Linked DNA regions of Mus musculus: region 1 is linked to region 2. A link is a contact called in ENCODE POLR2A ChIA-PET data. All regions are on one chromosome and are shown on one strand. The core of a region is the stretch at or near the end of the contact, and the rest is flanking DNA. Distances in the headings are between cores, read along the strand shown.

Evidence for each region. ChIA-PET counts read pairs that join two places held with the same protein, here RNA polymerase II (POLR2A).
Region 1: POLR2A ChIA-PET joins it to region 2 with 27 read pairs in embryonic stem cell. The contact joins the promoter of Plekhh3 here to the promoter of Rpl27 in region 2. POLR2A ChIA-PET finds 5 or more read pairs at or near these places in 4 of 5 experiments (Patski and embryonic stem cell).

Annotation. Positions count from the first base shown.
Region 1 is chr11:101,168,368-101,174,187 of GRCm38, reverse strand. It overlaps Plekhh3 (pleckstrin homology domain containing, family H (with MyTH4 domain) member 3), which reads left to right and starts at 2,816. Exons shown (of 13, transcript NM_001346769.1): 1 at 2,816-3,463; 2 at 5,491-5,546. The coding sequence starts at 3,302. It overlaps Ccr10 (chemokine (C-C motif) receptor 10), which reads left to right. Exons shown (of 2, transcript NM_007721.4): 2 at 1-1,190. The coding sequence ends at 574.
Region 2 is chr11:101,437,736-101,443,783 of GRCm38, reverse strand. It overlaps Rpl27 (ribosomal protein L27), which reads right to left and starts at 1,539. Exons shown (of 5, transcript NM_011289.3): 1 at 1,328-1,539; 2 at 979-1,061; 3 at 114-283. The coding sequence starts at 1,059.

The sequences.
Region 1 (5,820 bases), core at 1,567-4,066, 270 kb after region 2:
GGCTCTACCTGCGCTCCTTTTCAGCCGGGACGGGCCACGTGAAGGCCAACGACGCTGTCGGCTCATTTTTCCCGAAAGCCTCACGCAGACTGTGAAAGGGGCAAGCGCAGTGGCGCAGGTGGTCCTCGGCTTCGCGCTCCCTCTGGGCGTCATGGCAGCCTGTTATGCGCTCCTGGGCCGCACGCTTCTGGCCGCCAGGGGGCCAGAGCGGCGGCGTGCACTGCGCGTCGTGGTGGCTTTGGTGGTGGCCTTCGTGGTGCTGCAGTTGCCCTACAGCCTTGCCCTGCTGCTGGATACAGCCGATCTACTGGCAGCCCGCGAGCGGAGCTGCTCCTCCAGCAAGCGCAAGGATCTAGCTTTGCTGGTCACCGGCGGCTTGACCCTGGTCCGTTGCAGCCTCAATCCGGTGCTTTATGCCTTTTTGGGCCTGCGTTTCCGCCGGGACCTGCGGAGGCTGCTCCAGGGCGGAGGATGCAGCCCGAAGCCCAACCCTCGTGGCCGCTGCCCCCGTCGACTCCGCCTTTCTTCCTGCTCTGCTCCTACTGAGACCCACAGTCTCTCTTGGGACAACTAGGGCTACAATTCCAGAGAAGGGGGAGGGCTAAAGAAACAATCCCAGGGAGGGTAATAGAAAGGGGAGTAAGTAGGGGGACGTTGAGAAAGACTTCAGGATCTAAAGAGATTGCCTCTGCGCTTAATTAAATTGATTCTGTGCAAATGAGATGCAACCCAACTACTGTTACTATTTTTGAATTACCAGCTTTGGTTGCAGCAAGGCCAAGACAGTGGGTTACACCCCACGCCCCTGCTTGCGTCTCAGTGGGAGGTGTGAAGGGACAGGGGTTGCTGAGTCGGCTAAAGCTTTGAGTACTGACACGCCCTATGCTTCACTCGGTCTCTGCCAACCGAGGTGAGGTGGGAAAGCTGCCAGGTGAGGAGGGGCGGGGTTTCTCCTCGGGAGTCAGTGTAAGAAAGGGCTTTCTAATAACCCTATCGCTATCCAGTAGTGGCTGCTTTAGCAAGTACCTAGATCCCAGCGTGTGAAATGTATGGGGTGATGCTGTCCCCAGCTGTACGTGCGTGGGTCTGGTAGAGGCTGGAGGCAAGAGATTCTAGTTTGGGGTAGGTTTTTGGATCCCTTCTAAAGTCCTGCTGTGCAAAGAAAAACGCTAATTAAAAAGTTGAGTCTGATGGTGTGTGGACTGGATACCTGTAGCCCCAGCCACTCCAGAGGTTGAGACAGGAAGATCAATAATAATAACAATATCCTGCCTAAGAAGAAATAGAAAAATGTCAAGGTGGACTTTTCTACCTAGGATATATATATATATATATATATATATATATATATATATATATATGAATGAGGGGGATTGCAATTTGCAAATTTTCCGAGAGGTGTTACTGGGCCTGAGCTCAGAGTGTGGGGCGCTTGCCCACTCTGATTATTTCCCCTCGGGGATCAAGCCAAAGGAAATGAGCATAGCTTGCCAGGAAAGGGGAGGTTAGATATCAGACAGAACTCTCCAGCAGGCAAGTGTCTAGGATCTTGAAGAGGAAGGGAGGTTATAGTTGTGGTCTGGCCCTCAGAAATCTCAGCATACACCACTTCAATCTGGAAGTACCATAAGGATGGCTTCTAGAGATGGTGCATTGATTTCTGGTCCTTGCTTTGCACAACTGCCAGGATTGTGCTCCAATGAGACAGTTCTTCCCAGTTTAGAATTCGGTCAGCAAAGTCAGACCACCGCTCCAGCCTGGAGTCTAGGGGCAAAAAGGGCGTGGCGTCCCTAGGGAGGCGTTGGCCTGAAGTCTGCACTTCGTCCAGCCTAGCCTAGCCCAGCCCGGCTAGTCGTGTGTCCTAGAGCCTCTGGCGGTGTAAAAGACTTAAAAATTTGGCCTCTTGGAGTCAGAAACGAGGAGAAGCTCGAAAACTGCGCAGATCCTCCAAGAGGCGCACACTACCCACCGGAGCGGACCTGGAACCCTCCGCCCGTAACCGCGGGAATCGCCGCTGAGTCAGCAACGCGCTCGAGTATGTGCGCGCTCCCACTGTCTAAGCTGTAGCGCGAACCCCGCCCTGTATTCTTTAGCGCCCTTGTTAACCCCTTCTTGTTCAGAAATGCAGCATAGTCGCCCTGAGAGGCCTCTGATCTATTGATTTTCTTAAACCACAGAATCCCCGAGCATGCCAAACCACTCTCCCCATTCCAGTTCAATGCCCTGTAAATTCACTTTTATTTCAGATCTTTGTCTGAGGCTTCCAGGAGTTCCTTTCTCAGCTTTTTCATCTCAAAAGTGGAGGTGGCTAAGATCTAAATCTGGACCCTTTTAACTCCAAGGATGGAGCTGCCTTTGCAGCTAGCTAACTCTCTCACACGCAGGTGTGGAATGCCTTGAAGGTAGTAAGGCTCTTTGTAGGGATTCCAAGATGTGACAGGTAATCACAGGTCAATAGCCTAGCTTCCTTCCAGCTTTATGCCCTTCCTTTTCCAGACCTTCGAAAAGGGTTTTTTAATTTGCTGCTTGGTGAGCCAAGAGTTAAAACAAGAGCACGAAGGCGGTCCTACGTGACGCCACAGACACCCCGTGTCCGACCTCAGAAGCTCCCTCCCCAGTCCCCCCCCCCCCCGCCCCTCCCTACTGTCACTCAGCCAGAGACACATGATGCAACCCGCCGCGGTTTCAAGCTTGGGATTGGTCTCCCTGACCGGCGCCAGGAACAATGATTGGGCAGAGGAGGCTGTGACGCAACGTAGACCCTACCCTGTGAAGAAGGGAGGAGAAAAAGAACAGGGAAGGCGGAGGGAAGGAGGGGGGGCAGAGAGGGAGGCGGGGTCTGGGAACTCTGCCCGCGCCCCCAACGCGCCAGTCCCGGGGCTGCAGGGAGCGCAGCGCGCGCCGCCCGGGCCCCGGCCACCGGACGCCCTACCGGACACCACCCTCCTTGGAGCTTGGACAACCGCCCACCACGATTGCTGCACCAGACACTGCTCCTACAGAGCTGGACACTACAACGAACACTACTTCCCAGCTCCGGACATTGCTCCCGGCTCCCTTCCCCCGGCCCTGGACGCTATCTCCCCCCTCCTCTGCCCGGGCCCAGACAGCGAGCCCCCAGCGGGCTCTGGTGATAGTCCTTTTGCACCTCAGCGCTGGACACTGCCTCCTTCCGGCCCCCTTCTTTCCTCTCGTCACACCTCTTCTCTACCCAGTTCGGGTCGGAGTACCTCCAGTTTCTCAGATTCCCTGCTGCTCAGGCAACACTGCCTGCGCCCCCATTCCCAGGCTGCTCGCCCGGATGCCTCTCCCCGGGGGATTGTGGTGGCTTCTCTGCTGCCGTCGAGGCTTCACTCTTCTGCACCGGGACTACGGGGACGGCGAGCTTAGCGGGGACGGGGACGAAGACGAGGACGACGAGACCTTTGAGCTAAGGACCCCGAGTCCAGCGGGCGGCGGGAGGGTAAGTCTACAGGGATTTAGAACCGAGTTCAATCTTTCTCACTACAACCGGCCGTCACGCCTGAGCCTGCTCCATACTTGGGCCAAACGCAGTCCTCTTGGCCAACTGCAAATGTGGGGGAGATTCTTGTCTGAGGGCCAGAGCCCCGGGAGCTCCAGGGGCAAGTAGCCCTACTAGGGATGCGCCTGTGGGCTTCGCGCTGCACACAAGGCGCTGTCCACCTGCTGGGGGCCCTGAGGCAGAGGAGGCGTCACGCGTGGCCCAACCTGGCCCTGCCTCTCCCTTCCCTGCCGGGCCCGCGTCCCATCCCGTCTCCTTCCGCCTCCGCCAGAGCCAAGGAATGTGGCGAGGCCGGCTGGGCGGCTGGAACGCCTGGGTTCGCTCTGCTCTCAGTTCAAGAGCACTGGGGCCAGATGCGGGAGCTCCCACCGCAGTATCCTGGGCGAGGGCAAAAAGACATCCTAGAATTGGGGTCTGCATCAGGGACCCCACAAAGAAAAGGCTCGGGACGATGGCCCTTTGAGGACTTCTCATTATTCCGCCACTTAAGACAGAACTCTCTGCCTTCTCTGGTGAGGTTCCTGGGAAACCAGAGGGAATGGGTGAGGGTGACTTGGTGGCTGAAAATTTTTTTTAATCAAATCTCCTTTGGGAGAGAGACACTCAGGCACAGTTGGTGTGTAAGACCTCCATCTTTCGAGGAGACCTCTCTCACGTCCTTACCCACCAGAGGCAACCAGGCTTCTGTGTGCTGTGGCCTGGGTCCAGCTCCCATTTCCCCCCAACCCCGCTCAGGGGTCCCCAGCAAGTCCGGTGGCTCCATTCCTGGGTGGGGCGGGCGGCACCGCAGCCAGTGCAGGCGCCAGCACCTGGCGAGGCAGAGGGCAGATAAATATAGAGGGGAGGAGGAGGGAAGCAAGGGACTGAGATTAGGGGAGTTGTGGGGGGTGGGGTGGGGTGGGATCAGTACCTGCCCTCTGGTAGAGGGGTGGATAGCCCCACTCAGAACCTCCAGAAAAGAAACGGGTAGGCTCCCAGGGAAAGAGTGGGACCTGGGAGTCCCCAAGTTTCCCGCATGGATAGGATCCCTGTCAGATAGGCCATGGCCTCCCTCGTGCCCCACCTCCACCCCCTCCTAGGAGCTCAGGGACAGGTGTCCCTGGTCCTCCTCCCCCAACCCTCCTCCTGGCTTTAGCAGCCTGGGCGCAATGGGACCATGGCACAGTTCCTGTCTAGCTAGCTTGGCTCCGGGTTGATTTTGACCAACCTCAGACCCCAGGTTACAATTGAAGTTCCTAAGCAGGGGTTTGTGTATGAGAAGGGCAAAATTCCAAACCACCCTTGGTCTGAAGAGTATGCGCTTAGCAGCCTCTTGTCCTCCTGAGCCCCGGCAAGGGGGTAGTGTGTCCATTTCCTCCGGGACATTTGCAGAGTAACACACAAAGCTCTTAGAGAACATCTTCTATAAAAGAGTCCCTCTTCCCCTTCAGTCAACCCTGTAAACCACCCTTGCCCAGTCTTGGGTCCTGCTCTTTCCCTGAGAGCCCATCTTCTTCTTCCCTGGAGGTTCTGAGCAAGGAAGTCGGGGGAGGGTGTAAAGGAAAAAAATTGAAGAGGCTTCCATGGGTAGAAGGTACTTCATCACATCTCCAGTTTGAAAAATGGAGAAACTATGCCCCAGAGATGGGAGGGGACTTTTGCAAGGTATGGCAGGTGCTAAGTGGTCCAGCCTCTATCAGTGGAACCCAGGTTTCCTGACTCCCAGCCCACCCCCACCCCCACGGTTGCATTTTCAAGGGGTTAATGGATATAAGTCTAGAGCTTGTAGCTCCTGGGCATTTTCTAATGGTCCACAGAGACTTGTATGTAGAAGGGACAATCCCAGAGTGGCTCAGGCCCTTCCTGCCCGGTCACGGTCGGACTTCGGACACTCCTTCCTCAATCTAATGAGTGATGTCCTGGGCTCATTTGAAACCATTGGTGCTAGGGGTCAAGGCCTCTGAGTGTATTCTTGCTTATCTCCCTAGGGTTCCCTGGACGTTACTCTGACTCAGCCAACAAGGAATGGGCCCATCTCAGACAGGTGAGCTTCTACTCTGAGTCTCTTAGTTTGGATACTGCAGCTAGTTCTCAGGACCCCCTTCCTTGCATCTTCCCTCCCAAAGTTGTGCAATAAGGGAGAGGCCTTGTGCTGCCGGACGCTGTGGTTTGGCTGGGGTCCCGGGGGGGCGCGGTCCAGCCGGGGGCGCGGGGAGGAAGGGGGGGTCCTAGTTATTTCTGGTGCAAGGTCAGAACGGCTCCGCGGTTCCCACAGCCTGGAGGATGGGTGCCCAGCTTGGGAGCATGTACCCCTTGTA
Region 2 (6,048 bases), core at 290-2,789:
GAGAGGAAAGAGCAAGGGAATATGATGGCCCTTTCTTGTTCCACAGCAACCACAAGGCTGCCTCTTCCTCAGAGGAGGATGTGAACTTGCAATTCCATTTCTGGAAGGCTCACCTTGTGGGCATGAGGTGGTTGTAGTTATAAACTTTCACAAAGGACTTGATCTTGGATCGCTTGGCGATCTTCTTCTTGCCCATGGCAGCTGTCACTTTCCGGGGATAGCGGTCAATTCCAGCCACCAGGGCATGGCTGTAAGGGCGGTCCGAGGTGCCATCGTCAATGTTCTAGACGAGAAAAGGGAAAAAGAAAAGTCACGTTACTGCTTCGGCCCCATCTTAGTAAAACTATGTTTACTGAATACACCCTCCACATCTCTAGATTACTCCTTTAATGCTAAGAGTCAACAGGACAGTAACTCTGAGTTAGCCAGTGTTGACTCCTGTCACAAGGAGATTTAGAAGTCCATCAAGGCTAACACTCAAAGTGACCCCTAACACCTTCCCCCATGAAGCTAGTTAAGGTTAAAGCCCAGACTGCAAAGCGGGCAGCCTAACTAACCGGTTCTAGCTAAATGACAGGAGCAGGAAGCTGGAGAGGCCAGTGGTCTTGTGGCTAGGACCACAAGGGTTTATAAAACTGGTAAGAGGCAAGTAGCAAAACGCTCAAACACACCCAGGGGATGCTCTCTAAGTGTAAGTAGTGTCTCCCATCCTACATCCTCTCAGCTGCCTGCAGCACCCATTACTTTGACCTTAAGTAACTTAACACCTCGAAACCTTAGTGCCGGAAATTAAGTTACTGCAAGAACTATACACCACAGCTGTAATATGTACAATACACAGTGGCCACCATTACTACCCATTATGCATTCGCCAGTGCCTATTGTTAGGACAGATCTTAAATTCCCATCCGGCTCATCTTATCCAGCAGCCGAAATCCGCACATGCAAGCAGTCTCAAGAGCCCCGGGGGTCTGGTACCTTCACGATGACGGCTTTGCGTCCGGAGTAGCGTCCGGCCAGGACCAGCACCACTTTCCCGGGTTTCATGAACTTGCCCATCTCTGCAGAGACAAAGACAAGGAAGGAGCCGCTCACAAGTGTGTAAAGCGGAAGGCCCCGGAGCCGACGTCTACCTGCGAGCCCCGGTCGTAGGCCCGCGACTTTAGATCACCCGCTGCCGACTCCGCCACGCGGCCCGGAGGTCCTGCTCGAGGGATGCGACTCCCCGTGAAGCCGCCAGAGGCTCAGAGTCCGAATGAGCCCAGCAACCCGACCCCGGGACCGCGATGGCGGCGGATTGCAAGACCCTCTCCAGGCCTTTACTCACCGACAGCAGGCAGCCGGCACCCAGCAGAAAGGAAAGGAGGGCACTTCCGCTAACCTTTCACCTTACGGAGAGGTGGCTTCACTTCCTGTCCCGCCTCCCAGGCCCAGCCATGCCCCACGGTTGGTGGTCAAAGTTGTTGGCGGAAGGAGCTCGTCAGGGAGGGTCGGGCACTGCGTTTTTGAACCAAGCTTTATTAGCAGCACGAGCAGCAGACAGGAACAGAGCGTTCCGGTTCCGGCGTGTGGAGGGAGGAGCGAGGATGACACCTGAATGTGAGCTCTGTTCTGTCCCCTTCATTGCTGTAGTCCCCTACTCTGCCACTAGGAGGAGGACAGAGTCTGAAATTCACAGTTTTGCTTTGTAAGACCGGGCTTTGCGGGGGTGTGTGTGTGGGGGGGTGTGGGTGTGTGTGTGTGTGTCAGTGGTGGGCGGGGGTGTGTTTGTGTGTGTGTGTGCTGCATAAACCTGTAATCCCATCGTTTGAGGGGCTGAGACAAGAGTTCCAGTTCTAGTCCAACGTAGGTTACATAGACTCTGTCTTCCATAGGTAAATAAATTACAATTTATTTTAATTTAAATAATTTAAAATTATTATCCATAAGAAACAAAATGACAGCCGGGCGTGGTGGCGCACGCCTTTAATCCCAGCACTTGGGAGGCAGAGGCAGGCGGATTTCTGAGTTCGAGGCCAGCCAGGTCTACAAAGTGAGTTCCAGGACAGCCAGGGCTATAAAGAGAAACCCTGTCTCGAAAAACCAAAAAAAAAAAAAAAAAAAAAAAAAGAAACAAAATGACCTCCTCGCGCACAGTTAGATGAAAAATGAAAAATGGAAAAGATCAGACAGTATCCTTATCTCCAACATTCAACCCGATGATGTCAGATATTGACTACAATAAGCATGTGGTACTCCTAGCTTTTAAAATATATTTTTAAATTAAAATATATATTATATATTTGTATATATATATATATATATATATATATATATATATATACACACATATATGTTGAGATTTAGATTTTGTTTTGTTTTGTTTGGTTTGGTTTTTTTTTTGAGACAGGGTTTCTTTGTGTAGCCCTGGCTGTCCTGGAACTCACTCTGTAGACCAGGCTGGCCTCGATAGATTTATTTTTATTTTTTTGTATGAGTATTTTGCTTTTTTGCCTGCATGTATGTATATGCACCAAGATGAGTGTCTATTCTCCAAGGAGGTCAGAGGAAAATGTTGGATGCCCTGGAACTGGTTTTACAGATGATTGTGAGTCACTGTGTGGGTGCTGGGAATTGAGCCTGGGTTCTCTGCAGATCTTCTGCAAGAGCAGAAACTGCTCTAAGTACCATCATCTCTCCAGCCCCTATTTATTATTACTTCAATATTTTTCAGTTCATTTTTTTTTTTTTTAAAGATTTATTTATTATTTTATGTAAGTACACTGTAGCTGTCTTCAGACACACCAGAAGAGGGAGTCAGATCTTGTTACAGATGGTTGTGAGCCACCATGTGGTTGCTGGGATTTGAACTCTGGACCTTCGGAAGAGCAGTCGGGTGCTCTTACCCACTGAGCCATCTCACCAGCCCCCTTTTCAGTTCATTTTAAAGGACTTATTTTCAGTTATGTGTATGTTGATATGTGGGTATGTGTGAGAATATGATGCCCACATAGGCCACAGACATTGGATCTCCTGGAGCTGGAGTTACAGGCTGTGGTGAACCATTTGATGTGGGTACTAGGAAGAGAACTGGGCTTCTCTGGAAGAGCAGTAGTGCTCTCCACTTCTAAGCCACTTTGCTGGCACTAATTTCTGAGACAAAGTCTTACTCTGTAGCTAAAGCTGGCTTGGAAGTCACATTATAGCCTAGGCTGGAATCCAGCTTTCAGTGATCCTCCTGCCTCAGCCTCGTGAGTCCTGGAACCACATCTGGATTATACTTGCATTTCTGTATCCAATAAATATTTTGGGGGGGGGGTTGAAACAGGGTTTCTCTGTCTAGCCCTGGCTGTCCTTGAACTCATTCTGTAGACCAGGCTGGCCTTGAATTTAGAAATCCTCCTGCCTCTGCCCCACAAGTGCTGGGATTAAAGGCGTGCGCCACCACTCCTTGGCTAAAAATGGTTTTATATTTTTTTTTAAACTGTCTACCCCAAGCTGCACTTGAACTCAGCAATCCTCTTGACTCAGCCTCTTCTATCTGTGACTCCAGTCTTGGGTCACCATCCCTGGCTCCAATTAAAATATTTTCTGAAGCAGGAGGTAGCATTTCCCAAGGTGATGAATAGACCAGGCTCCCTCACCTACCAATTCTAGAATACATTTCACCTGCTCTCTCCTACCTACCAGTTTTTTTTTTAATTTTTTTTTTAAAGATTTATTTATTATTATATGTAAGTACACTGTAGCTGTCTTCAGACACACCAGAAGAGGGAGTCAGATCTTGTTACGGATGGTTGTGAGCCACCATGTGGTTGCTGGGATTTGAACCCTGGACCTTCGGAAGAGCAGTCGGGTGCTCTTACCCACTGAGCCATCTCACCAGCCCCCCTACCTACCAGTTTTTAAAAACATTTTTAAACTCTTTTTTTTCATTTTATTGGAACTTACTTTTAATTGTGAAGTCAGTATGAATTAGCTAAATGTTGATTGTTAAAGAAAAAATTAAGTATGTAGAAAAATGTAAAATATTAGATATAAGGAAGGGACACCTGTTATTGGACTTTGGACTGTTTAGGCTGCCTACATTTTATAGAGATCAACATTCATTTTACACATATGTTGATATACATGAAAGTTTCAGATACATTATATATGATGTAGTTTCTCTCTATGTGTGTGTGTATTAATTGCTTTACATATGTGAGTGAATTTCCCAATTTTACAGAGAATAAAATAGCATAGAGATTTATGGATTGCCAAAAGTCAAATATTTGTAGTTTGGCTAGGTTTACCTGACAGTGGAATTTGTATGTACCCTCCATAAAAACCTCTCTTATGTAGAATGAGTGACTATAAGGATGATAGCCCATCACTTGGTGATACTAGTGTCTCATATGAAGATTTTTGCTGAATCTTGGCAGGTACTCTAGCCATAGGTGTGTGGGACAGCAATTGTCCAGCTATGTGAGATGGTTGTTCTGTTCATTTTTTTTTTTAAGATTTATTTATTTATTATATGTAAATACACTGTAGCTGTCTTCAGACACACCAGAAGAGGGAGTCAGATCTCGTTACGGATGGTTGTGAGCCACCATGTGGTTGCTGGGATTTGAACTTCCGACCTTTGGAAGAGCAGTCGGGTGCTCTTACCCACTGAGCCATCTCACCAGCCCCTTTTAATTTTTTCACAGTAGCAGCTATCCCACTATATATGTATTTTTATAACACTCCATTATATATCTTAAATATGAACAATATACATTTTAAAAAGAAATAAATAAAATCCATCTTTAGAATAAATCATATGAAGACCTCATTTACTAATGAGATTAGTATATTTTATATAGAAATAACCTTAGAACTCTTGAAAATATTTTCTTTCTTTTTTTTTTTTTTTTTTTTTTTATTTTTTGAGACAGGGTTTCTCTGTATAGCCCTGGCTGTCCTGGAACTCACGACCAGGCTGGCCTCAAACTCAAAAATCCACCTGCCTCTGCCTCCCGAGTGCTGGGATTAAAGGCATGCGCCACCACGCCTGGCGAAAATATTTTCTTTTATTCTTCTAGCATGAAATTTTCCATTGTTTATTTTCTTTAGGATTTCTTAAGTTCTGTAATGAAAAGAGTGGTTACAGATTTACCTACCTATTCATAAAATCCACTTTAGAAGGGTTTGCCTTTATGCATTTTACGGTATGATTTTCACAAATTAAACATAAACTCATTATATGTGCCACTTAATCCAGTTTCTCTAGACACTTTGTGATTACTGGGCATAAACACGTTTACTCTCACCGTAAGTTTGTTTTTTTAAGTCAAAGGTCACAGACACTTGGTCTCATTTTTCTTTTTTCTTTTTTTTTTTTAATAGTACAATTTTGTTTTGTTTTGTTTTTAATTAATTAATTAATTTATTATATGTAAGTACATTGTAGCTGTCCTCAGACACTCCAGAAGAGGGAGTCAGATCTTGTTACAGATGGTTGTGAGCCACCATGTGGTTGCTGGGATTTGAACTTCCGACCTTTGGAAGAGCAGTCGGGTGCTCTTACCCACTGAGCCATCTCACCAGCCCTGGTCTCATTTTTCAAATAGCTGACTGAACTGGAACAAAGCAGATGTTTTCAGACACTGGGTTTAAAACTAAGGTGCATAGAAACCCAGTGTGGGTGTGAATAACTTGCTTTGGAATAAAGGCTGAACAGTTTAAAAGTTACAATGGAGGTAACTTTTGAAAATTGGAACGATTAAACAAAAATTTTTAATTATACAAAATAATTTAAGCTTTCTGATATAGATAATAAAATAATTTAAACTTTCTTATTACAATAAATCTGAGGTCCTTATTTCTTATATAATTCTCCTGTTTTTTTTTTAACACTATTCATTTCTTTTTTTTTCCTTTTTTTTTTAATTGGGTATTTATTTCATTTACATTTCTAATGCTATTCCAAAACTCCCCCACACGCTCCCCCACCCACCCACTCCCACTTCTTGGTCCTGGTGTTCCCTTGTACTGAGGCATATAAAGTTTGCACGACCAAGGGGCCTCTCTTTCCACTGATGG